Linked DNA regions of Homo sapiens: regions 2, 3 and 4 are each linked to region 1. Evidence: chromatin contacts called from ENCODE Hi-C data. All regions are on one chromosome and are shown on one strand. The core of a region is the stretch at or near the end of the contact, and the rest is flanking DNA. Distances in the headings are between cores, read along the strand shown. Region 1 holds the start of TBX20 (T-box transcription factor 20). Region 2 holds the start of HOXA10-AS (HOXA10 antisense RNA). Region 3 holds the start of EVX1 (even-skipped homeobox 1). Region 4 holds the start of HOTAIRM1 (HOXA transcript antisense RNA, myeloid-specific 1).

Region 1 (6,289 bases), core at 3,258-5,757:
GCTGCGAGTTTTGCACACAATGTTAGCACGCTGATTCTTCCACTGCCGGGAGGAGGCCCGGGGCTCTGAGGGCCGGTCCCTGCGGTAGTGAGCTCGTGGGGGATGAACGGGGAGCGAGTGGCCGCGGGGAGGAGCGAGAGGGTCGCAGCCCCGAGGGCTGTCCTGTGAGCAGGCTGCGGGGCCTGGCGCGCGGGGACCCGGGGAAGACGCTACAAGGCCTGGAGGCGCCGCGCCTTGGGACCCGGAGGAGGCCCAGGGCGGACACGTGGGGTGGCCTGGGGTCCCCCGCCCACGTAGCGCGGCTGCTGAAACTACATGTGCCCTGGGCTGCCCGCCGCCCTGAGCCTGAGGCCAGGCGGGTCAACGTCGCAGCACCGCGGGCTTCTGCCAGAAGGACATTTCCCCTCACCTCCTGACCACATCGGCCTTGGAGATGGGCGCGAAGCGCCTTACGCCCACAAGACATCCCTTTATCGGCTCTATAGCTGGGCGAGACTGAGGTCTCGGACGGAACGCGCGCACTCACACCCCATCCAGGAACTTCAGTGACACTCAGGGGTGCTGGCTCTTTGCTTTGCCCTTCGAGCAAGACTTGGGTAAGGGCTCCTCGAGCTTTCTGGTGCGGAGGCTTCCTGGGTCGGCCCGAGGCCTGTAGGTTCCCGGCCACTTCTTGCAGCTTGGCTGCGAGGGAGCGCTTCTCCGGGACCACTTTGGCTCGATAAACTAAAACCCGCGGGGTGTTCGTCGGAAGGATCCTGGGAGGCAAGGCTCAGACCCGCCCTCCCGACTCGCGGTGAAATCCAAGGCCGCGCCGCGCGCTCCCCACGGGGCACGGAGCCGCGCGCTGCTCTCGGCGCGCCCCGGGAACGCGCCGCAGCGGCCTTGGAGGGGCTGCAGTTCCTCTTCTCACTGTTCTTGGGAAGTCTTTCCTTTTCCGTAAACCTAATTTAGGAATCCAAAGGCACCGAAGCCCGTTAATGTCGCTTTTAAAGTGTCTACCAGAAAGAGCTGGAGGGAGGCTGTGGACAGGAATCTCCGGCCATGTTCGGGAGTAGACAGATGCCCTTGTGCTGAGAAGCGGGTCTCCCTTCTCCCATTCTCTCCTGCCGCCAACGGTGGCTGCCAGGCTGTGCCCTCCGCTTGGCACCCTGCCCCGCCGTCTCGGCTCTGCTCTCGACCACGGCGCCTGCGGACGGTTGGTTAGACCTGCCGGGACCGGTCCCTGCAGCTCCCAGCTAAGGGAGCATTCGTTAGCATTCGTTAAGCGAGGGACCATTGTCCAAAAGCCGGAAACCGATTACTTCCTGGACAGTTTTGGGGGTCGACTGTCTTCTGAGTTCCGGGAGCTACAAATGAGAATTTGAAAGAGTGGTGTATATAAGGAGACATCTTCCAGTCTTCCATATAATCAAATTCCATATAAACAAACTCAGATGTATAACAAAATTTTACATTCTTAGGCGCCAAAGTTTAAACGGGATGTAAATAACAATCCAATACCCTCCTGTGGCCCCAATGCTCTTTGTACATTCCAAAACTATCTACATTATATATGAGCACCCGAGAGACATGTTTCTCCAATCGCGAATTTGCAGTTCAAAATTAAATATGATTAAAATTCTGTATTATGCTTTACTTATGTTGGGTTTATTGTGAGTGTTAGGCTTTTTATACACATTAGGGCATTAATCCAAAGAGCTATCTTCCAGGTAGGAATGAACTATTGGCCCTATTCTAACGCAGATGAAGAAACTGAAGCTTTGAGAGGTTTAGTAACCTACACAAAGTCTCCGGGCTAATGCGTGTGTTAAAGTTAACATTAAGACTTCAGCAGCTTCCGCTGCCAGCAGTCAGCCTGAGAAGGGCCTAGAGAGATGTGTTAACGTGCTTGTTTTGTTCCAACCCCCGGGTGGTTTTACCTGTTAACCTGCGCTATCAGTGGCGTTTTGAAGGGACCTCAGAACTCCCCACTCTCCGCTTTGGGAAGGCTTTGAATCATCCTTCGACAGCACCTCTCTGCCCAGAACCGGTTCCCCGTTTTTATGGCATCATATTGATTTGCAAAGGCAATAAATCTAGGAGGAGGGACGGTGTGCCCCCGATAATAATGTTGCAGCATATGTTTTACTGCCGAGGTTTCAACACCAACAAGATGCATAGCCTAGAGATCCCCAAACGGGTCACCCGGATTTGTTTAAAGTGGCCTTTTCAATACCTCTCGTTTGCCGCCTGCCTCCTAACGATCACTCATCTTTTCTTGTATAGTATTTTACCTGTAGTAGGATGCGCAGTCGGGGTTTCCTGCACACAAGAGACACAGAGCTGGGCTAAGGCCGCGTAGGCACTTGGAAAGGAGGAGGAAACAGATTTGTGGCAATTCAGTTTTTCCCTTGCTTCATCAAATTTTCTGAAAATGTTCCTCTCATGATATTATTCATATTCCAGTCAAAATCATTGAGGTAATTAAGAAAAGACACAGTTGTTTTCCTCTGTGTAGAAAAACAATCAAAAGGGTTTTTTTATGAAGTATAATTTTGCGGCAAGTTTTTGAAAACTAAATTCAGCTAACAAGGTTTGCCACACCCTGTTGAAGCATATATCAAGGTCTAGACTAACCATAACATTCCCCGACCTTCCAAAATCCCCACTTCTTGAGGGAAATCTTTCTTTCTGGACAAATCCTAAGCATTTGATATAGGAAAGGAATCAGTGTGTGCCTTCCACTCAATACAAAGAAATGTCACTTACATTGAGAAGGTGTGTCTGGGGAGAGACAGGTTGGGGCGGGGGACTTTAATAACCAAAAAAGGGGTCTGGATTGGGTCTGGGTTGTCCAAAACCAGCAAAAAATTTAAGAATAGAAACGGATCCTCAGATGCATCCTGCGGTTTAATCTGAAAGCCCTCTGCTTGCCAGCCGTCGTTAACTCTACTCTGGCTCTTCAGCTAACAGCCCAGCCACAGCTGCAGGGCCAGGGGCTGATGAGGGTCGGGGCCCGGAGTGTGAGTCCTGCCCTTCCGTCTGCTTCTAGCCGCTGAGGTGGACTGGGGGGAGATGCGCGCTCTGCCACGTCGGGCCCTGTTTTTCTCTCTCAAACGCACATGGAGACCGGCTAGAAGACAGCGTAAATTCCTTCCAGCACCAAAGTCTATGGTTTTACGAATTTCCTCAAACATTTATAAATCGACACTTCGAACTTCGATAGTGATATGAGAATGCATTTTTTAGTCACCTTCATCCAGCACCTTGTTAAAAACTATTGACACACGATGACCAAGACAGGCTGAAATCACGACTCTTCCAGATGTCATCATTTTGTTCACACAAACGTTTTCGACAGCTATTTTAACTTGCCGTTTTCCCTCACAAATTTATTTCAGGAGTAGGGGGTGGTGCAGTGAAAAGTTGGAGTTTTAAAAATTATTATTATTATTTTAATTTTAAGACCCACGAAGAGGCTTCTAATAGCCAGACCGACTGGCTGGAAAAGAGAACAAATATTTACATATACAGCTTGAGTGTGTATGTCAGCCTGAGTTTACACGGCTCCAAGCGAAGCGGATTACCCTGCGAATTCGGAGAATTTGAGTTATTCAGGCTGAGCAGGGCTAACAGGACGCCCTCCAACAAGGCCGTGGGAAGTCCTCGTCACAGCCGCCTTTGTAAAACCAGAGGGGTCTGTGTCCGCTTAGTCCGGGCGCTACCATAAGGTTCGCACTCTCCCACTACGCGTCGCGTGGTTACCGTAGAGCTCCGCGCCCTGACCTTCGCCTTCTCTTCGGCAGCCGTCCCATTTTCCAGGGTCCCTCTAGGGAAAATAGGAGCCCCAGGCTAGAGACGCACTGGTGAGGAGCAGAAGCCACGGTTCTGAGAGCAGCATCCTTTGCCAAATGCCCGCAGCTCTCGCTAAGCTTATCTTTTTCAGGGCTGCATTTGCTCAGCCCCACTGTCAAAGAGATCAAATTTGGGACCATCGAATGAGAGTCCCAGCCCTGGGATCTGCCCCGAGTATGGACCTGGCCAGTTGGCGCCGGCTCAGAGGCGCCGGATTCTACTGAGCGCTTCCCTACTTTCTTTTGGAACTTTGAGCGCAGGTAAGAAAAAGAATGGAAAAAGCGAGAACTCCCGAGGCTTCCACTGGTCTGGTCATAGCTTCCCCAACTGGGCCATGCCCGGATCTCGGGCGTTAGGCCGCGGTGATGTGTCCTCTCCCGACAGCGCGCACCGCCCTCCCGCCCGGGGCTGTGAGACCAGGTGGGGATGTCCATGGCTGCTGCGTCAGCCTAGTGGTGGCACCCTTTTCCCTGAACCTGTGCTGGGGTACCGAACAGCCGGGGCGACAGGCCACGCGGGCGCCGCACCCTGGGCGCGCCCTCCGCGCCCGGCCCGCGGCCCCGCCCCCGGCGGCGGAATCAGGAAGCGGTGACGTGAGACGGCGCTGACTGGCTGCGGGCCTCCGGGATCGCCGCCGCCAGCAAATTAAGGCGCAGGGCAGCGAGCGCCAGGGCTCACTGTCCGTAGTTCCGCGCCGCGCTCCCCACGCCAGCGTCCTAGCAGCCGCGCTCGGCTGGTGGCCACCTCAGCCTGGGACATCCCGGCTGTCCCCAGCCCCAGAGGGAGGAAGGACGCGGAGGGGATGCTCCAGGACCCCAGGACTTTGTGCAGTTGATGCTCGTTTCCGCCTTCGGGCTGTGCAGACTGTCGTCCTGCCGAGCGCCCCGGGGCGTGCGCACCCGCCGTAGTGCTCGGTGGGCCCTCTCCTCTCCGGCTGCCTTCGAAGTCTCTGCGGCTCTGGGGCTTTGCGGTGGGGAATAGAGGCCAGTGTGCAGCTCTGGAGTCGTTGGAGCTGACACTTCTGGAGTCCCTGGCCCCGCTGTGACTGCTCTCGGAAACTTTGAGCTGTGTTTCGGGTCTTTGTCTCCCTTGGGGAATCTGGACGGCAGTTCGGACGACCCCGTCCCTGGCCAGGACCGCGTGCTGGGGACCATGGAGTTCACGGCGTCCCCCAAGCCCCAACTCTCCTCTCGGGCCAACGCCTTCTCCATTGCCGCGCTCATGTCGAGCGGCGGCTCTAAGGAGAAGGAGGCGACGGAGAACACAATCAAACCCCTGGGTAAGTTGGGCTACCCGGCTGTCCGCCGAGGACTGGGGATGCTGCGCATCCGTCTGTGCCCCTGGCTGCAGGCGGCTCGCAGCAACGTCTGATGCTCAAGCCATGAGCCATACATCGCGGGTGGGAGATCTTTTTCTTTTGGGTCCAAGTTTTCTTTGGAGGCTTCAGTCTGTTGAATGCTGTGAATGTGCATCTTATATCTGGGCCCGTCGGTCTCCTAAGTTGTCTAGAATCCATATATCAGATCAGACATATGGTGTGTGTGTATGTTTGTTGGGTTAAAAACATTCATGGAAAAATAATAATAAAACCCCTTTTAAGGCTCAACAGGATTTACTGTGCATGTAACACCTGCTTGTGCGTTTGAAACGGAGACGCTAAAGGACTTCATAAGAAACCAGTTTAATTTTGGTTTTCCTCTGACTTGAATAGACAAAACAGAGCAAGCTCTTTGAAACCACTGTAAAGCAGAATAAGCCAGTTCTCCCTACACGAACCATTTTATTCACTGAAGCTCTAGACTTATCACCAAGACATCATTTTATAACTGTCGTCATTTTCAGTTGAGGTTGGCAAAAACACTAACCAGTAACCATTTCTCAAATTCCTCTACTTTTAGTTATGTTGTTTGTTTAACAACCTTTACCATTTATAGAAGACACTAGGCTAGGAGTAAAGGGAGAACAGGGATTATGTTCTTCTTAACACTAGTGAATTACATGGAAAAGAACCACCCCAAGATAAATATTTAAGAATCTCTTTACAACTGAGGGAAAAAGAAGTGTTCTCATCATTGCCTCGTGGATCCCCAGGAAATAATTGTTACACAGCCTGATCGTCTGGTATCACTACAATGTGAAAATCAGATAGCAAACTTAAGTTAATTTTTCTTTTTTAACCCTCCCCAATTTTTCCTTTCTTCTCTCTGTCCTTCCCACACTTAACATATCACATCCAAAATAATGATAACATGAAAAAAAGGAAGTGTTAGAGATCAAAAATAAGGTGTTTGGGCTTAAAGATGAGAGAAGTAAAATTCCTGTAGCTACTTGAAACCAAGGAAAAAGAAACTAGTAGATCTGTAGAAAACAGAATGTCAAAAAAAAAAAAAAATCTGTCCTCTAAGTTTTCACCCCCTTCCCCTGGTTCTTCCCACCCACCTCCCATCTAAATCTA
Region 2 (6,791 bases), core at 971-3,470, 8.1 Mb after region 1:
AGATAAATAATGTAGTTTTGTTTATGCATTTGGAATTAGTGGATTTTTTTGTCATTAAAATTGTTACCACTGGTAACATGTGACAAGCACACCACAATTCTCCCTATCTTGTGAAGTTGTTTTTTTAAATCGCCTTGAACAAAAAGTTTTTTTTTTGTTTGTTTTTGCTTTCTGAAATTCACAGAAGCCTAGGAGGACTGGGGTAAGCGGAATAAACTAGAGAAGGGAGACATTGTTTGGATTTCCTTTATACTGTGAAGTTACATGCATAAAAGGGTCAAACCTGTAGATGCAGAAAAAGAAAAAAACTATAAATACAAATCTGTATAAATGTCTATTATTATGAAGAATTGCCAATCTTGTTTTAAGCAAATGCATTCTATCGTTATTATAAATGTTAGTTCTAGCTCTATTTACTTCTAATCTTAAATCAGAATAAATTAATATTGTATTGCTGCTGTGCGTGGAAAAAGACGATGTTTATGTTCTTATAGAATAAAAGCTGTGGAATGAAGCTTTTTAATTTTACCTCTTTTTTGACTTCTTATCTTCACCTTCCACTTTATCCCGTTCACCACTTTTACAACAGGAGGACTAACCCGAGCCCCTGCAATTACTTTAGGCATCTATTTAAATATTACCTAGACGGTCGTAATTTGTCTGGGCCCTATAGCCCTGGTGCCGTAAGGTTTGTCGGCTTTTGTTCAGTTTTATGGCTTGCTAGTATATCTGGATTGTGGCTGTCTTGGACCAGTGATTTCAGTTGAGAGGGGAGCTACATAGACAGAGGAAGCCAAACAGGATTTCTTTCGGGAGCCCCAGGGAGGCTTGCAGAGGCCGGTTATTTTGCGGGTGTCTGGGTCACAGATGACCCTCAATCTGAATCGGGGAGCAGGCCTGGCCCACAGCGCATCTCTAGCCGCTGGAGGCAGCGGTTAGGTGGACCCGGGCTGGACTGCATGGGGGCCTCCCCCTCCCCCAGTACGGCCTCCCCCACCTGGCGGCACTCCTTAGGGCCACGCGTTTCCTGCTTGCCAGAGTGGGGGGGGCGGGGGCTAAGGGGAGGGGGCGCAGGAGCGCGCGCCCCGGCGGGCGGGCAGCTAGGAGGGAGAGGGGGAGAGCGAGAGGCGGGAGGCCGGGGCCAGACAGGGAGCCGGGATCTGTACCGTCCCTGGCGCTTTCGAGCCTTCCACGGCTACCGCCTCTTGGCGCCGGCTCGCTGGGCTGCAAGATTTGGGAAAGCGGCGCGCACACTGCTTCTCGGAGCTGCTCTCGTCTCGCCTGCTCCCCGCCTTTATTCCTCTCTCCCTGCCTTTCCTCCCTCTCTTTTCCTCCCTCTCCCTCCCAGGAATACCTTACTGGGGCCTGTGGCTTCCCCTTCCTTGACGCATTTGCGGCCGCCTGGGGCACTCTGTTGCACTGGCGGGCGCAGGTTGCCTAGGGGCTGGGCTGGGCCGGGCCAGGCGCGATGGCAGGGTTCTCTCCTTGGCGGCGGCGGCAGCGGCGGAGGCGGCGGCGGCGGCGGGCGAGGCAGCCCTTCGCGGGCAGCACCAGAACTGGTCGGTGATTTAGGTAGTTTCCTGTTGTTGGGATCCACCTTTCTCTCGACAGCACGACACTGCCTTCATTACTTCAGTTGAAATCGTCTCCAGGTACCTCTGCGCGCGGGGGTCGGGCCGGGCGGGGCATCACGGCCCTGGTCGTGCCAGGCCTGCGGTGGCAACCTCGGCTTTCCCTGCTCAGGAGCCTCGTGTCTTTCTCCGCAGCGCTTTGCCAGCCGGCCGGCTTTCCCCTTCCACCACACACCTCCACCTGGTCACAGCAGGTAGGGTTAGGTTGGCTGCTCCTTCGCGGACGCCGGGGGCGTGGTAGGAATTCTGGGCTTTGGGCCATTCAAGGTCAGGGGCGCCCGCTTCCATCCTGAGCCTCCCACTGGAGGCCTGCGCCTGCCCAGGGACCTCCTGCCATTCTCTTGTAAGGCTGGAACACACACACACACACACACACACACACACACACACACACCAGTCCCGGGTGTGAGCTCAGGAAAGAACCTCCTTCCAGTGGAGACTCAGGCTGGACTAGGAAGGATAGGGCAGGCTGGGATCCTGGCCTTGTCACTTACCCTTCTCTCTGTAAGCTCGGCCGCTGCTAGGAGTCGCCTCTCTTTTCTTCCTTCTTTTCCCTGTCTTCCCTTCCTCTTTTATCTCTTCTTTCTTTTTTTCTTCTTTCCTTTGCTCCTTCCTGCTTTCTTTTCTTCCGTTGGTCTTTTTTTCATCTTCCGTCTCTGCCAGATTCTATCTCACCTCCTTATCTCCTTCCCAAAGCATCCTTGGGGAGGGGCCCAGAGCTGGCTTCAGGAGAGCCTAGGGGGTCTCACTTTCCTCTGCGGCTCAAGTAGAGGTTGGGAAGTCTGCCGAGGAAGGGCCCGCGTGGGGCGGCTGCCGAGGGCGGTGGGTTTGGGCCTGGTGTGTTACTCTGCAGACAAGGCCTCGGTTATGATCACGACCGGATGGCGGCAGCCTTGCGTTTCTTCGCCTGTCGCTAACGGCTGACTAGGAGATCTGATTAGGGGACATTCGCTGCAGCTTTGTGTGCCCATATCGAGGGCAGGGAGGCCTTCGCCAGCCTCACTGGGGACTGGAGCTGAGGCCCAACCAGCCTCGCTGGAGCCTGGCCATTCGCTGGGAAGCTCTTAGCTGGCTCTTCCCGGCCTGCCGGTCACAGCTTGGGGTTTGACCGCATTGAGGGAGACTGGCTAGGGCAAAGCTTGACTGCTTGCTTACTAGTGGCTTCCATTAGGTACAAAATATGTTCCATACAGCACCTTTGTGCAGCTGGGTGCTGGAGAAGGGGACCCTTCCAAGAGCCAGTATGTTTTAAATGGGCAAAAAGAATCCCAAATTCCAGAGCCATTGATATAAACTTGAGTCATCGTTCCAAATTGTAGTCTACAGATGGGAGCCAGTCTGACCATTTTCCCTACAGAAAACAGAAAACAAACTATCTCTCCCTACTCCCAACACACACAGTTACAGATTCGTGCCCACAAAGCTGTTTCCTTTCCCTGCCTGGACTGGAGGCCCAGGAACTCTTTCGTTGCACAGCCACCGACCTGCTGTCTGAAAGGACCACACACCCCATTCCCTTCAACTCCTCCCTGCCATTTTCTGGACCAGGGCATTGGATTTATTTCAGAGATCACAGTTTCAGAAATCTCAGTCGAGAAGGGGCCGCTTTAAATTATACTCATTTATTATTTCTTTATGCATACGCAATCTCTTTCACTTCGAAAATAAAAGCAGACAAAAAAGTCAGACTATTCTGGCTCCAAACCTTTGGGCTGAAGGAAGACAATATTTGGTTTTCTGATTTTTCTCCGCTTTCTAGGCACCAGTAACATCTGCTTAACACTCAACGCCTGCTAATTGTTCAGTAACTCTCTTATTTTGGGGCTAAGGCTGTTTAAAGGAACAGCTTTTTTACTTAAAAAATACTGAAATAATCAGTGTCTTCTCAGGCATAAAACGTGGAAAAGGCATCCAGACATGCCCAGCCCATTTGCAGACACTTAAAATTGGGAGCCAGGGTTTCCTCCAGGGTTAATTTTTTAAATGAAAATCTCAGAGGCCTGGCGGACTGCGGGGTATTTAGGACACGGTGGACTGTGGTGGGGGTGGGCATGACCTAGAGGAATTTATGGGGCAAGGAAAATATTAGGGGGAGGGAGATGAGGCGGACAGGACGGGGCCATTTCGGAGTTCATTGTGTCGGCCACTTCCCTCTTCCAGGCGCGGGTGCAGGAAGGGGCACCCAGTCGGTATCCGCGCGGCTTGGCAGCCTCGCTGGTATTTGGGAGTCCCAGCCGGAAGTGTGTCAGGGTGTTTGAGGGGGGGATTACTGGAACTGCTGGTGAGGATGAAGGCAAAAGAGAGAGAGAGAGATGGAAGCGCCCGAGGCCGCCAGCCTCGCCGCCAGGGAAGTGGGCTAATGAAAAACACACTGTTGCAGGCACAGTATCCACACGTGAATTTGATTACCCCTGTTCTAGGAGTCGCTGCTTTCTGTTAGGAATTGGGGGCAGGGGGAGTTTCCTTCCAATTAACGGAGTGGCGGCGACCTTTTAATTTACCCCCAACGGGTGAGAAATAAACTTCCCCAACGTGGCCAGGCCCAGGAATGGGACTGGAGTCGATGCCCTTTTACCCCTCCCCGTTCTAATTTCCAGCCCTGGCCTTGAGCTGTGGCTGCCTCTCTTTGGGCCTTGTACCTCTCCGCCGAGTCTCCGGGCCCCGTAGGTAACCAAGGCGAGGCCCGGAGTAGCAGCTGGAAAGGGAGGAAGGAGCCCTGAAAGGCTCACGCGGCCCCGGGACAGGCCACATCGGTGCGGGCCTCCCAGGTTCCGGAGCTGCGGGGTCTCTTAGGCGAGGCTGCCTTTTCCCAAACCGAACTTGCCTTCCATTCATGCCACTTGTAGTTTTTTCCCCAGCTGGGATTCACGGAGCGCAACCAGGCTTGCAGCGCTCATGGTTAGAGCCTCTGAGGCTGGAGCACAGGGCTGGGTCGCCAGCCGCCTGCGCCTGGGAATCCTGATTGCCAGCTGATGAGAAAGGCGGGCTGGGCGCGCGTGTGCGTGGGGTCGAGGGCCGGGGACCGAGCGCGCCGCACAACCAACCAGGCCCTCAAAACCTTCGCCCTGGTGGCGGCTGGCCGCTCCCTCCTGGCCAGCTCCTCCGTGGGGTCCTCGTAGCAAAGGCGAATTTAAGGGTTGCCCGGGCGCCCCTCGCTCCAGGCGGGTAGCTGTGGGGACCTACACCCGCGGTACTCCCTGAGCGGCCGGTCCCTGCCTGGAGTGCCCTGGTAGGGCCGGCGGCGGCTCCGTTTGGGACGGATCCTGCGTTGAATTTGACTTTTCGAGGGCGGCCGCGGGTAAACTCGCCTCTCCCGGGGACCGCAGGGATTATTTACAGGGAGCTCGCCAACCAAACACAACAGTCTAACCTTTCCAAGTCCTCGTAAATTTTTACAGCTGGGAGCCACGGCGAGGCAAACGAATCTGTTGGTCGTTTCCGACTTCCCGCCAGCCTGTGTGGCTTCTGAAACAATAACTCCTTATGAAATATCATAAATATAGATTTAAATACAGTAGAGCGACAATGCGATTTGGCTGCTTTTTTATGGCTTCAATTATTGTCTAATTTTATGTGAGGGGCTCCGCTGGCCGCACTCGCACGCGGGACCCGCGCCTTCTTGATGGCGTGATTAATTGTGATATAAAATAGTCCGCTTAAGAAGTGTGTGTATGGGGGGGGAGACGGGAGAGTACAGAGACAAGGCTAGATTTGATCTTTTAATCGTCGTTGGCCACAATTAAAACAAACCCCATCGTAGAGCGGCACGATCCCTTTACATAAAAACATATGGCTTTTGCTATAAAAATTATGACTGCAAAACATCGGACCATTAATAGCGTGCGGAGTGATTTACGCGTTATTGTTCTGCTGGACGGGCACGTGACGCGCACGGCCAATGGGGGCGCGGGCGCCGGCAACTTATTAGGTGACTGTACTTCCCCCCCGGTGCCACCAAGTTGTTACATGAAATCTGCAGTTTCATAATTTCCGTGGGTCGGGCCGGGCGGGCCAGGCGCTGGGCACGGTGATGGCCACCACTGGGGCCCTGGGCAACTACTACGTGGACTCGTTCCTGCTGGGCGCCGACGCCGCGGATGAGCTGAGCGTTGGCCGCTATGCGCCGGGGACCCTGGGCCAGCCTCCCCGGCAGGCGGCGACGCTGGCCGAGCACCCCGACTTCAGCCCGTGCAGCTTCCAGTCCAAGGCGACGGTGTTTGGCGCCTCGTGGAACCCAGTGCACGCGGCGGGCGCCAACGCTGTACCCGCTGCGGTGTACCACCACCATCACCACCACCCCTACGTGCACCCCCAGGCGCCCGTGGCGGCGGCGGCGCCGGACGGCAGGTACATGCGCTCCTGGCTGGAGCCCACGCCCGGTGCGCTCTCCTTCGCGGGCTTGCCCTCCAGCCGGCCTTATGGCATTAAACCTGAACCGCTGTCGGCCAGAAGGGGTGACTGTCCCACGCTTGACACTCACACTTTGTCCCTGACTGACTATGCTTGTGGTTCTCCTCCAGTTGATAGAGAAAAACAACCCAGCGAAGGCGCCTTCTCTGAAAACAATGCTGAGAATGAGAGCGGCGGAGACAAGCCCCCCATCGATCCCAGTAAGTGTCTCCTCCCTTCAAATCCGCCGCCGCCTCCACGCCGGCCTCCCGGATCTGCTGGCCCGCCAGGTTTCTCTCGAGCCTGCCTTCGTCCTCGCTGGAAGCCTCTCGAGTTGGGGCCAGGAGCCAGAAGTTGGTGTTTGGGACGCCTCAGATAGGGCCCCAAGTCTGGAGAGCAGTGAAGAGCGGCCCGCAGGGCTACGGGAGAGGAGGCGGCTGCTGCAGCGAGAGGGGGCGGGGCGGGCACTTCGGGACGAGCCAAGACTGGCCGCCCCTCTCCTTGGCTGCCCAGGCCCAGGACCGAGATACTTTGGGCCGTTCTTCGAAAGCAGTGCAGCCCAGAGAGCCTTTTGTACAACTAGATTGTCCGTGAGCGGCGGCAGCCAGGGCAGCCGGAGCTGGGACGCTGGGGGAGACGGCCGATTCCTTCCACTTCTTGCCTTCGGCCAGTGGCGGCGTAAATCCTGCCAAGATGAGGCTGCGGGCGACCCGGGCCACAAGGGTCCCCATGACAGATTATTCAAATAAGCCACAGACGTGATCAGCGGCC
Region 3 (6,126 bases), core at 487-2,986, 8.0 Mb after region 1:
TGAGTATCTTATTTATTACCTTAGTATATGTGAGTGGAGTCCAGGTTGTTCTGAGGGTTATGGGAAGGAGGCTGGGTGAAATCGGTGATAAGATAGTAAGGGGTAGGTGCAGGTATTCAACAAGGCGTTGGCTGCCAAGACCAGGGGGTGGTCTTTCTCCCCCCCGCCCCCAGGCTCTTTCCACCCACTCCTACAGTTCTGTGGAGGAGTGTCTGCTGGTGGGCTCCCCTCTCCTCCCCCCCACCAACCCGCGCCCAGTTTTCTACCCCCTTCTGGGGAGGTGATTGTTGGCACAGAGGGAAACTCCCTTCCGGGCTATCCACCCCTTTCCCATTAGCCTTTGGTGGGGAGGGGTTCTCCAGTTAAACCAGCCCCCCTTTGGGCCTACCTCTGAGAAGGGTGGGGCTCCAGCCCCCTGCAGCTCCTTTTCCTTTGGGTGGAGAAGTGGGACTAGGAAGGAAAGGGGAAGGGGGGAGGACCCGATCTCTGCCTTTTCAAATGCAACCGGAGACCAAAGGCAATTAGACCATTGGGACCATTTCCGACCTGGCGCCGCGAAGCCCGGGAAGTGACAAGGTAATTTGGACCTCTGACCGACGTGCAAACTGGTCGGAGGGCTGCAGCACCCGGGCTGCCCAAGTGGGCCGCAATTTTACGGTCCTTTATGGACTCCTGGCTTCCGCGCCTCCATGCCTCTTACACCCTGCCAGCCACAAACTGCCCGGATCGGCGTTTGATCTTGCCCTCGCCTGGGGAAAGTGTCTTCCCCGAGCAATTGAAGCATTCCCCGAGCAGTTGAAACACTGGGTGCTTGGGGTGAGCTTCGAATCCCCCAAGTCCAGGACTTGCATCCGCCCCCTCAGCACCCCGCACTCAAGGCACTGCTGTCACCCTCAGTCCCGCCAATGCCAGAACACAGTAGGAGACCCCCGCCAGAACGCAGATAGCAGAGAGAGTTGCTCAGGTGGGTCCCCCCAGCCATCCTGCCCTAGGGGAAGGGAGTGTCTTCCTCCTGGCCTGCGCCGAAGTGAAGGGTGGGCGCAGTGGGAGGCCCGGGGAGCGGAGGGGCACGGTGGCTACCTTTGCTGTGCTGGTACTCGGCGTTCCCGGTGGCGCAGTCCGGGGTGCAGCTCACCTCGATTTCTTCATAGAAATCCGACTCGGTGTCCGAGCTACTGGGTTGCCCCTGTCCGGAGAGGCTGTCGACTGAGGGGGCCGGGGGTCCTGGGCCGAGCATGGCCGCCCCAGCTACCTGGGGCTCGGCGCCCGGCCCCGCCGCGCTGCCTGCGAGTCCATCTACCGGCTCCTCCTCCGGGCCTCCCCCGCCGCGCTCCCGGGTGGCCGGAGGGACGGCCCGAGGGCTCAGGCAACCACGGGGCACCATTTTCTCGGGCGGCTCCGGCAGCGGGCTGCCCACGGCTTCGGACAAATTTGAGACTCTCTTGCCAACCAGAGTGCCAAGCTGACCCCCATCCAGAAACACAACCATGTCCTTTCGGCTCTCCATCCCGGGGCTCTCCGGTGGGGGAGGGGAAAGCCCCAAGTGAGTTCCTAACCCCGGCTCCCTGGGTCTCCAGCGGCCGGACGGATCTTGGTTGCAAGAGGGAGAAAGAAAGGCCGGGTGCCTGGGAGGGCGCGGAGCTGCTGGAGCGCGGTCTGGACCGCGACCGCGGCGGTGGCGGTGGGAGCTAGGGTCACCTTGTGAAGCGAGCGCTCCTCTGTGCCGCACCGCCTCTGGGAGGAAGCCCCATTGCCCTCTTCTTTCTAAGCTGTCATCCTCCTGCTGCAATCGTCATTACAGTACCGCTGGTGACGCCACTCGGCGAGCGCAAGTGGATAAATAGAAACGTCTGCCACAGCGAAGATGAAAGGAAACCCGCAGCTAATGGCTCGGCAGTGATGCGCCAGGTGTGGGCCTCGCTCGATTGGGGAGGAGAGTGTGAAAACAGACAGAGAGACACACACACTGAGAGAGGGAGACACCCAGGCAGAGGGGATGCAAATGGAATTCCGCAGAAAGAAAAGAGAGCTTAACGCGCGCGGCGAGTTCCGCAGGGGCAGCGGGACTCGGTAATTAAATAAGCTTTTGATTTTTTCTTTTATTGTTGTTTTGACTTTTGTTTTCTTAACTTGGTGCCTTGATCTAACACCGATGAAAGAATCCATAACTGCATTTTAGAAGTGTGAAGCCCGGCTTACAAGCCTCAATTCTGTCGGCATTATTACAACTGTCTGCCCCTGGCAGCTAACCTCAAACTGGCTGAAAAGTCTTTTTACAAGCTACGGAAAAATGTATTCCCCCGCCCCAAGTTGACTGGAGAGCTTGAGGCTGGGCCATCTTTTCCTCTTTTCTCCTCCCTCTCCCTACCCACCTCTGTCTCCTTACTCCTGCGAACCAAACTTTGCTATTTTTCTTCCCTAAGGGGCAAGAAATAAATACCTTATTATTATTTTTTAATTTAAAGACCCGCCTTGGCTTCTGTAAGAGTGTGTGCTGATTTCTTTTAAATACCTCCTTCCCATCTAGATGGCCTTAAGTTTTCCACAGCCTGGCTTCATCTTGAGATGGCTATTCGTACAAGAAGTCGCTTTCCCGTTTGCCTGGACCTCGCCTGCACTCCAGGTATGTTGGGTGGGGAGAGTTTCTAAGAGTTGTCTTTTTTTTTCCCTTGCCCATATTTTAAAGTATTCGTTCAGAATCAGCGAAGTCTCCTGGAAAGAGGTTTTTCGAATGAAGAGGCGCCAGGAATGCGGCCCCTGCTGTGGCAGTACTGGAGGCCCCTACTTGGGAGAAGGCAGTAGCTTTCACCGCGCTATTTTGGGCAGGGGTTCAGCCTCCCCGAGTACAAAAAGGTTGGGGTTCATAGAGGTTTGACTCATAAGGTCCTCTCCCAAGTCCCTGCCTAGGGGCAGTGGTACCTGTCTCCAAAAGTGGATGGCGTTTGAGGTAGAAGAGAGTGAAGTCGCTGAAAATGCCCTAAAACAGCAAGTAAGTAGGGACTCTGATGAAGGGCTGGAGGTGGGGGCAGGGGTTGTGGAACTTAATATCTGGAAGCTGCCATAGGCCTCTCTTGGCTCCTCTCCCAGGGAAGAAGCTGGTATAAAACTCCTTCAAACTGACCCTTTTTGAGCTCCAAGCAAGTGTGCTGGGGCCAGGTGGGTGGGCTGAGTCTATCCCCACATTGCTGAGAGCAGGAGGTGGGCACCTTCTATGCTCAACCCCCCTTTCTCCGCCTCCTCCCGAAGAGCTTCTAGCCCTAGGCAGCCAGCTGCAAAGGGCAGCCCAGCACCTCCCTCCTTTCTGTGTCCCTAGCAAAGCCCCAGCTTTTACAGGTAAGTCCTCTTCCGTGACCTTTTTATCTGTTATCTCCTACTTTTCTCTCCTCCTTTTTCTCTTTCTGTATTCTTCTCCTTCTTTGCTTCTCTCCTCCATCTTCCTATCCATAGGGTTAAGGAAGGTAGAGGAAGTAAGGGGTCCAAAGAAAGACAAAGTTTCCTCTTCACTCCGGCTTTCCACTTCTCTTTCAGTCTAAGACGATGTTCATTAATCTTGCCTGGGGGCGGAGGCAGCGGGATCCGGAAGGTAGTGTCCACATAGATATTTCTACTCCTTGGGACTCCTGAAGCCACTATATGCTGAGCACTGCTAGCCCCAAAATCCAGGGAAATGTTTTAGAGGTGAGAGGATCAATTGGGAGTGAGGGGAGTCAAATCCTAGAACCTTTTCCTGCCTTGGAGAGCTGTCCAGGTATTCTATCTTTCTCTGTCCTCCCTACCAGCAGCCACAGCCTGAGGGAGCACCTGGCTTGCTCTCTTTCCTGTCAATGGCAAGCCCCCTGGGCATCTGTCTTAGAGCTTCCAAGGTTGCCTACTCTCTATAGGGCCCTCCAGCACTGGGCCTTTGAGGTGCCCACCCTCCTTTCCTCCTTGAGCGCTTAACCTTCTCGTGAGTAGCCTGCTGCCCCCATCTCCTGGGGGCTGGGTCCTCAGAGGGACTCCTGGCTCCCCACCCCGCCCCCAGCTCTGCATTCAATGGGAATCCTCTGTTTGATCCGCTTTTCTTCTGGGTGAGATGAAAGCCGAGTAGGAGTGAGAGATCAAGGAGTGCCACTTAGTCTGCTTCCTGGGTCGGGCCCTACGGAGCAGGGCTTACATCCCGCGGAGAGGGCTGGATGGAGCTGAGGACCGGCTTTTCAGAGGGAGGTTGCCTCCCTTGGGCTCCAGATCTGAAGCTTCAGGGACACATCCCCTCAGCCCAAAGCCTTCCCCAGCCCTCTCCCGACTTCTGCCCCGCTCTTTCAAAGCTGACTGGCCAGTCTTAGGAGCCTAGGGAACCACACCCACCCCCGCCCCTTTCCACCGGCGCATTAGGGGGAAAACGTTTTAACCAAATGTCACTTCTTCCAAAAGCATCCTTTCATCAACCTCACATTAAGAGCGGTTGGGTTTTTAAAGGAAAGAAGACAAAAAAAGAGAGGACTGGATAAGAACACTGTTTTGGTTTTTTGGGCGGTGAATGTGGGGGGAGTATTTAATAACATCGTTATCACTGTGTCGTGAAGGTTATTCGCGGCACGGCTCGAGAAGGAAGGTAAATTCCGAGAGCAAGTGAAGCCCTGCACAACCCCATTAAGCCTGGGCAATCCCATGACAGCGGAGAGGGGGTGATAGCAGCTGAGGTGGAGGCCGCTCCAGGCCCGGCGGCTTCTCATTTCTCGCGGCGGGGGACACCCATCCCCCACCTGCCACACGGCAGGCCCCCCGTCCCTTCCCCCGCTGGGGCGACGGGCTCCGGTCCAGCCGGCTCCTCTCGGATTGAAATTCTCCGGACTTCAAAAGCTCCCAGCTTGGCTTCCGCCGGGGCTGGGCTGGCCTGGCCCGGGCCGGAGGGGGGTGGGTGGGAACCCCGGGGAGGCGACGGAGATAAGATGCGCGGGTCGTTTTAAATGGAATCGGAAGCCGGGCATAGGCCCCCAGACGCGCGGGTCAGCTGGAACAGCTTCGCTCCTGAAGAAAACCGGGCTCGGAAAAGCGGCGCGTGTGGGGCCTGCCTCCGCAGTCTGCCCGCCCGGCTCGGGGGAGATGGCCCGCGGCCCCGATCACCCTCCCCAGCCTGCAGCGGGCCTTTCAACGGCGACAGGGCCCCGAGAAGGGAGAGAGCGAGGAGTCCTGAGCCGGGGGCCAGGAGCTGGCTTGTCGGCTCAGGTGTCGGTGAAAATGTGATCAGGAAAAAAATGTTTTCGCTTCTCTTTGGTTAAAAAGTAAGAACAAAGGGAGCTTCCTTCTAAACAATAAGCGTGGTCTGGCTGTCGTGAATATTAGTCTTGGGCCCTCCGTCATCTTCCAGGCCGTGGTGGGGGCGCCAGACTGCTGGGTCCTCGCGGTGGGGACAGCCGGAGGTGGGTGGTTCTGGGACCCGCTTCCCCCTTCTGCCTTGGCAGCTGCTGATGCCCTTTTGGGAACCTAGTGCCACTGCTGGGTGCACCCCTGGGGAATAAGGTCGAGTGGATCTCACACTTGCAGGTAGATGAGGGTTGACCACTCCTGTCACCTCCTTGCACTGCAGTGGAATCTGCTGAGAAAGTCGGTGGCAGCTGTGTAACTGTGGCAGGCACCGTGGAACACTTTCTCCTTCAGACAGGGGGAAACTGCGGCTTCTGGAACTCTGATTTTGAAGAGTGCCCCCTCCTCTCCACCCTCCTGGAATGGAGGGCCAGGTCCTGGGAGGCAGCTGACCCTGCTGCACTCCTGCCTGTACACCTGTCTGCCTGGGCTCCTTAAGGCCAGCCTGGTAGCTTCCTGGCCCTGTGCTAAGGATGTCTGGTCCACATCCCCATTCCCACCACTGGCCCATCCTAGGGCTGGAGGACCCAGGGTGAGACTGGCAGCTGAAGACCTCCCCAAGCTCAAGGTTTGCTGCCACCTCAGCCACTGACTGGAAGGGCCCAGTGCAGTTTGTGTCCAAGAGCAATTCTCCAACACCCAAGCACCCAAAGGCTCAGACATCTCCCTCCTCAACCCTAGCAGAGATGCTATGGATTCTTCTTCTTCATTATTGTCCTGAAGTTTGCTTTTATTACAAAGAACATCAACACCCATTTCTCATTTAATCTAACAATCTCATTT
Region 4 (6,427 bases), core at 1,032-3,531, 8.2 Mb after region 1:
AGGAGAGAAGAAGAGAGGCTGAGGGAGAGCAGGGCCGAGGCAGCGAACTAGCAGAGAGAGTGGCTCCTGCCGGGGTCGGCTTTGTGGCAGGCGCCCTGCAGCCGAGGGGGTCCTGCAAACCCAGGCTGAGGAGGGCAACCAAGGTACAGGAATGAGGCAGCGGGGGAAAATGTACCGACTTGCTCAGGCTTGGAGGGAGGATTGCTCGCATAGCCAGCACCGACCTACTCACATCCTGCCCCCTCTCCCACAGGAGCTCCTTCTCTCCCCGCCGCTGGAAGCTGGTGCTCCCAAGGAAGCCGCCTCCAGGAGGACTGCCTTGCCTTTCCCCTTCTCCAGTCGGAGGATTCCCAGGAGCCGAAACTGGGGCAGGGGTGGCTGCCCAACCCCAGAAAGTGGGCCTTTCCTGCCCGTGCTCCCTCTTAACCATGCTTGGGATGGATCAAAGTCACAAATACTATTCTGAAAGGAAATGTTTGGGGAGAATGTTTCATTGTTACTGAGGGAGTCCAGAGTCAGCATGGGTTTTTTCTCTTGAGAGGACAGGTTTGGGGGAACTTCGGTACGTGGAGAACAGAATACAGAAGACTGAAAGGGTGACTAACATATTTGAAATGTACCTTCCTTGAAAAAAAAAAAACCTTCCTTGTTCTAACGGGAGGAAAGGCTGAAGAGGAGTGGAAACCCCAAACCCACATACATTCATTCACTATAAATTTCATCTGATTCCAACATTGTACACATGGTTGGAGTAAAATTTATACAGCATTGCTTATAATTTATACAGCAAAGCTTCCTGGACAAGCTCTCGATTTCTCCTACCCAAGACTGCATCAATTCTTGGTCTCCGTTTGGCTTTTTCTCTCTACAAGCCCAGGGTTGACGTGAAACCTAATAGTAAACAACAATTTAACGACCTCAGCAGCCTCAGGGAAGTAGGGTGATGAGGAACAGGACCCCTGGCCTGGGATGAGGCTCAGATTTGCATGTGTCTCTCTAGGGAAGGACTTGAAGGTTCTCATAAGCAACTACACAGCCAGTTGGAAAGGGGAGGAGGTGTCGTTGGGGTAAAGTGTCCCGTCCACCATCAGCCATTTGTCCACCGCCCCTCCCACCTGCCAGCCCCCACACCCACTCTAGACGTGCAGCAGAATGAGGAAGGTTATAAAAGGAAGCTCTCTCTCTCTTCTAACATTCCCCTCCAGAAAAAGAGGAACGCAACGAAGGGAGTTCAGCTACTATGTTGGAGCTGTGGACCGGCCCTGTGAGGCCCACGCGGGAGCGCGGAGGCTCCTGGGTCTCAGGGCGCCGGCAGATGGCCTGCAGCGCACCGCCCGGCCCCCGCGCTGGCCACGTCCGCCAGCGTCATCTCTCTCCCCCGCCTCCTACCCCTAAAAATCCGGCGGTCGAGTAGCTCCGCATCCCGGAGGGCTCCCGGTGCAAAACTGAGTGGGAAAGAGAAAGGGGCGGAGAGCGACGAGAGAGGGAAGGTGGGGAAGAAGAGCCCGGCCGCCCCCGGCCTTTTCCGGCGAGCTCTGAGTTTCCAGGGCTCATCCGCCCCTCCAAGTCGAATTACAGAAACTCCTCATTGCCATGCTAATGACGAGAGGGGCTGTGGGGAGAGGGTTTCGAAGACCCTCCTGGAAGAAGGGAAGTTTCTTTTCTTGCCCTCGTCTCCTTCACGCCCACCCGAGTTCCTCCCAGCCAGCCCTCTGCGCTCTTCCCCCTCCATTCCGAGCTTGAAGAGCCGGTGGCCCAGCCTCGCCCTCCACCACGGTTCTATGCGCTCCTCACAGCCCCACGGTCTCCCAGCCCAGCCTCAGAACAGAGGAGGTGGCCTGGGAACCCGGGGCGCGGTGTCAGCCGGATTCCCCGCCTTCCGGCTGGGCGCGCTGCGGGCTGGGCCGGCGTACTTGCGGCCACCCGGCGAGCTCTGGCCCACTGATTCCCGCCCCGAGAGAGCCGGGAGCCCTCTTCCCTTCTCACCTCTCGCCAGTTCATCTTTCATTGAACGGTGGGGAGGGGGCGGGAGCGGGGGACGCCTCCCAGCCCCCACCTCCCGGAGGCCTGGCGGGGCGGGCAGCGGAGTCGGGCGCGCGCAGAACGCAGCTTTTGCTCTTCTTCGCTCCAGCACTCCAAATCGGCCTTTGCAGTCGCCGCAGCAGCTGCCGCCGCCTAGGCTGCCTGGGGGGGCGACTGCGCGTCACCTAGACGGCGGAGCGCCGGGGATTTAAATGCCACTAAAACGGTGATCCATCACTGCGGAAGCCGGCAAACTTTTGCAGGAGGCTCAGCCATTGGCTGACACCGTCACGTGCCCCTCCTCCAGCGTCCTCCGCCCTCCCGCCCCCCCTCTTGCGCACTGTACATTCATATCATTTTTCTTCTCCGGCCCCATGGAGGAAGTGAGAAAGTTGGCACAGTCACGCCGGGCTTCGCAGGACCAGGTCACTCAGTGACAGATGGACAATGCAAGAATGAACTCCTTCCTGGAATACCCCATACTTAGCAGTGGCGACTCGGGGACCTGCTCAGCCCGAGCCTACCCCTCGGACCATAGGATTACAACTTTCCAGTCGTGCGCGGTCAGCGCCAACAGTTGCGGCGGCGACGACCGCTTCCTAGTGGGCAGGGGGGTGCAGATCGGTTCGCCCCACCACCACCACCACCACCACCATCGCCACCCCCAGCCGGCTACCTACCAGACTTCCGGGAACCTGGGGGTGTCCTACTCCCACTCAAGTTGTGGTCCAAGCTATGGCTCACAGAACTTCAGTGCGCCTTACAGCCCCTACGCGTTAAATCAGGAAGCAGACGTAAGTGGTGGGTACCCCCAGTGCGCTCCCGCTGTTTACTCTGGAAATCTCTCATCTCCCATGGTCCAGCATCACCACCACCACCAGGGTTATGCTGGGGGCGCGGTGGGCTCGCCTCAATACATTCACCACTCATATGGACAGGAGCACCAGAGCCTGGCCCTGGCTACGTATAATAACTCCTTGTCCCCTCTCCACGCCAGCCACCAAGAAGCCTGTCGCTCCCCCGCATCGGAGACATCTTCTCCAGCGCAGACTTTTGACTGGATGAAAGTCAAAAGAAACCCTCCCAAAACAGGTCAGTCCTGCTGGTTGGTGGATGCTCCTTGATTATTCTGGAAGGAGCTGGTATGCTTAATTTCCAAGGAAATTAATAATGATCTTTTTTTTAAAAGGCTTTTGTATCAGACTAGTGTTGTAGTGCATGGAGAGGGTGCCCAGAGGTGTTGGGGCAAAGAAGTCTCAGGGATTGGTGTGTTTTCAAGGATTTTATACATTTGGGAAATAGGAAGTATGTGGGGGTGGTTATTGTGACGGTAGTGTTCTGTTAATATCTTGAGGCTCCATTAATCACCGGTCTGACCATGCTAATGGTTTACATCAGGTTAACACTTTACACCTCATCACTCACCCTCCACAGCCCGATTTGTGCTGAGTTCTTGATCTTTTCTTTACCTGAGTGTTGCCATGAAGCGTGTGGGGAATCTCAAGTCGATTTAAAAATTTTTACATTTCCGTCTCATGGCTTCCCACTTTGCCCCAGGGAAAGTTGGAGAGTACGGCTACCTGGGTCAACCCAACGCGGTGCGCACCAACTTCACTACCAAGCAGCTCACGGAACTGGAGAAGGAGTTCCACTTCAACAAGTACCTGACGCGCGCCCGCAGGGTGGAGATCGCTGCATCCCTGCAGCTCAACGAGACCCAAGTGAAGATCTGGTTCCAGAACCGCCGAATGAAGCAAAAGAAACGTGAGAAGGAGGGTCTCTTGCCCATCTCTCCGGCCACCCCGCCAGGAAACGACGAGAAGGCCGAGGAATCCTCAGAGAAGTCCAGCTCTTCGCCCTGCGTTCCTTCCCCGGGGTCTTCTACCTCAGACACTCTGACTACCTCCCACTGAGGCGGCTCCAGCCCCAGACAACAGCCCAGGCATCTCCTTGGGCTGGGACTTCTTACCCAAAGCACATGCTTAGCTTATCTTTCTTTCCATTTACAGTCTCTTTCTTCCTTTCTAATCCTATCTGGGGAGCTCCTGGCCAGGATAATATATTTGCAGATAATTCTGGACCAGAGACTTGGTGCGGGGTTAACACCTTCATCCAGATTGGGTGCCAGCATACATTTTCTGGTGGGCCTTAACATCCCTCCTGCTTTTAGGAGAATTCACAGAACCTACTGTTCCTTTCAGATGACCTTTTGGAAAATAGTTCCCTTTGCCAACAGAAACATGCCAGAAGGAATCTTCTCATCTTTTATCTAACTATATGTACAGCTCTCCCCTCCCTTGTCCTTGAAAGTAGGATATAGCGAAAGGCGAGTCCAGGAGCTCAGGAAGAAGAGATGCACTATATGTTTACACAATTAATTCATCCCTTAATTTAAGTCATTTTCATGTGTGTGAGTTTGCTGGTTGTAAATACTTTGTCCTAAGAGATTTATCTTTATACAGATTTTCTAGAAATGTTTAGGTTACTAAAACAGGGTGGGCAAACTCTCTAAACTGGTACAATTTTATAGGTGAAAGAAAAAATTCCCTCATTTAAACCCAATCAGATGCCTCAGAGGGTAGCCTTGATTTGTTCTTACAGTTAAGAAGCCCTGCAGAGCACAAACTTCAGAAACCCGGCTTCCTGTGCTAAGTCTTTCCCAATCTCTACCCCTTTCTTCTCGGGCCACCCTCTGTTTAAAATTTGTGCTGGGTTATTCAGAACCTAAAAGTATTATTCAAACCAATTTCTTCCTTCCACAGTTATCTTAGCTGGATATAATGTATTTTCAGCTCAATTGTTAATGTGATGGATGGCACAATGAATGTATATTTTGTGTTATTCGTGAATAGTCTTTTGCATGTCGCACAATGTTTGATGTCCCCAAAGTACCACACTGAGTTCTATCAGTTATCCTTTGTGAGCCTATGATATTCCCCATTTCCTGTACAATCATGAACAGCTCTGAGATCCTGGAGTGATATGATCCAGAGCAGAGTTTACGGGTCTTAGGATGTCTGTAATAAATAAATATACTCAAGTTTCAGGTATGCTTAAGCATCCGTGTATTTGGCTGGGCTACAATTTGTTAATTCCTATGAAGTTGGCACATTTCATGAGGGGAAAGGGAGAAGGGTGGTAAATATTTTCAAAGAGATGGGCCTTTTCTTGAATAAAAGTTAATAACAGCTCCTTTATTATAATCAAAGCTCATAATGGAAAAAAAGACTGATGAAGAAATTTATGAAGCAGATTTATTTTTGAAACAAACATGGATACTTCCTGGGTCAAGTGCTAACCTTTTCACCTCCAACTGGATGTTGACGTATATATAAACAGAACTCCCTTCAAAAGCCAAAACTGTCTTCAGTCAGTCTTTCCTCACATCAGTGAACCAAGAGCTAAGAGATTCACATTTAATTAGCTCCAGTATAAAGTTGTTGTGAGGATGGGGCCCTTATTCCACTCCTCTTCCTTCTTTTTGGATTGTCAGGCAGAGTTCTGATATATTCCACCCTTGAAATGGAGTGTTTTTAGTAAACCCTTGCATCCCTTCCCCCATTCTTCCTGTCAACATCCATCCCTTCCTGCGGCTCTTCACCCCTTCTTCCCCATCTCTGGGTTGCACATCTTATTCCCTTCAGACTCAGCTTTGATTTCATAGCCGTCATGGCTGTAAAGGATCCACAGTTCTAATTCCATGCCACATAACCCAGAAAAAAAAAGTCATTTTCTTCTCTGGGCTCCACAGGTACTTCCAGGTGAACTTGTGGAAGCTACCCTGAAGTCTTTCAATATCCAAGTTGTTTCTGACCAAGGTATGTATCTGCTCTCAAAAGAGGAAGCCAGCAAATGATAGAGTTCAAAGTGGCTCTCCTCCCAGGCCTCTTTATTGCTTTCCTTTACTTTCACACATTTTTGGAGGCATTTTATTTAGCCCAACAGTACAGCAGAAAATTTACAGCATTGAAAACAAACACAGACAGATGACTTCCTTCCTCCCCAAAGGGTGTTTTACAAAGGACGGGCTGGAGGAGAAAAACCCTACAAAAATTTGGAATTTGCAGGCCGTCTAGGGCACTTGTGAGAATTCCTGCACTTCCCTGTCAAAGAAGAGAAGGCTGAACTTTGCGGTGCAGTTGCTGCGGCCATATCAAGGGCACCGGGTGCCCTCCCCTCAGCTGCTGGGTTCTGAGGTTGCCTGTAAAAGACTCAAGTGGATGGAGAAGAACTTCAAAGACGGTCAACCCTTTCTTTCATTTCCTGCCTGGCCTTATACTGTATCTTTTGTTTATTAGTGTAGGGCCACACAGCAAAACAGATGGCTGGCTTCCAAATACTTTAATGTGTTAAAGTGTCATTTGCATGCCATTGACTCCATTTCAATATCTAAAAGCAGGGCGAG

The links. A loop is a pair of places that touch in the nucleus more often than their neighbours do. Pooled maps may share reads with other maps.
Region 2: a pooled map shows a loop between it and region 1 (20-fold over the local background). The contact joins the promoter of HOXA10-AS here to the promoter of TBX20 in region 1. A Hi-C loop is called at or near these places in 4 of 50 pooled maps.
Region 3: a loop to region 1 is called in a pooled map, with 11 times the contacts of the local background. The contact joins the promoter of EVX1 here to the promoter of TBX20 in region 1. A Hi-C loop is called at or near these places in 3 of 50 pooled maps.
Region 4: a pooled map shows a loop between it and region 1 (8-fold over the local background). The contact joins the promoter of HOTAIRM1 here to the promoter of TBX20 in region 1. A Hi-C loop is called at or near these places in 3 of 50 pooled maps.

What each region holds. Positions count from the first base shown.
Region 1 is chr7:35,252,318-35,258,606 of GRCh38, reverse strand. TBX20 (T-box transcription factor 20) reads left to right here and starts at 4,507. Exons shown (of 8, transcript NM_001077653.2): 1 at 4,507-5,113. The coding sequence starts at 4,987. RefSeq lists enhancers at 1-511, 512-1,323, 1,324-2,135, 5,010-5,586.
Region 2 is chr7:27,164,328-27,171,118 of GRCh38, reverse strand. It overlaps HOXA10-AS (HOXA10 antisense RNA), which reads right to left and starts at 2,220. Exons shown (of 3, transcript NR_046609.1): 1 at 2,126-2,220; 2 at 1,355-1,812. It overlaps HOXA10-HOXA9 (HOXA10-HOXA9 readthrough), which reads left to right. Exons shown (of 3, transcript NM_001433944.1): 2 at 6,152-6,241. It overlaps MIR196B (microRNA 196b), which reads left to right and starts at 1,556; the gene lies at 1,556-1,639. It overlaps HOXA9 (homeobox A9), which reads left to right and starts at 5,582. Exons shown (of 2, transcript NM_152739.4): 1 at 5,582-6,241. The coding sequence starts at 5,662. It also overlaps HOXA10. RefSeq lists enhancers at 1,354-1,944, 1,945-2,535, 3,725-4,443, 5,292-6,168, 6,169-6,791.
Region 3 is chr7:27,238,412-27,244,537 of GRCh38, reverse strand. It overlaps EVX1 (even-skipped homeobox 1), which reads right to left and starts at 1,736. Exons shown (of 3, transcript NM_001989.5): 1 at 1,081-1,736. The coding sequence starts at 1,507. It overlaps EVX1-AS (EVX1 antisense RNA), which reads left to right. Exons shown (of 4, transcript NR_120507.1): 2 at 2,528-2,623; 3 at 2,897-2,989; 4 at 3,088-3,109. RefSeq lists an enhancer at 1,241-2,118.
Region 4 is chr7:27,091,948-27,098,374 of GRCh38, reverse strand. It overlaps HOTAIRM1 (HOXA transcript antisense RNA, myeloid-specific 1), which reads right to left and starts at 2,281. Exons shown (of 2, transcript NR_038367.1): 1 at 1,987-2,281. HOXA1 (homeobox A1) reads left to right here and starts at 2,375. Exons shown (of 2, transcript NM_005522.5): 1 at 2,375-3,114; 2 at 3,580-5,382. The coding sequence starts at 2,463. The coding sequence ends at 3,935. RefSeq lists enhancers at 1,413-1,985, 2,111-2,405, 3,287-3,787, 3,788-4,288, 5,877-6,427 and a silencer at 1,889-2,058.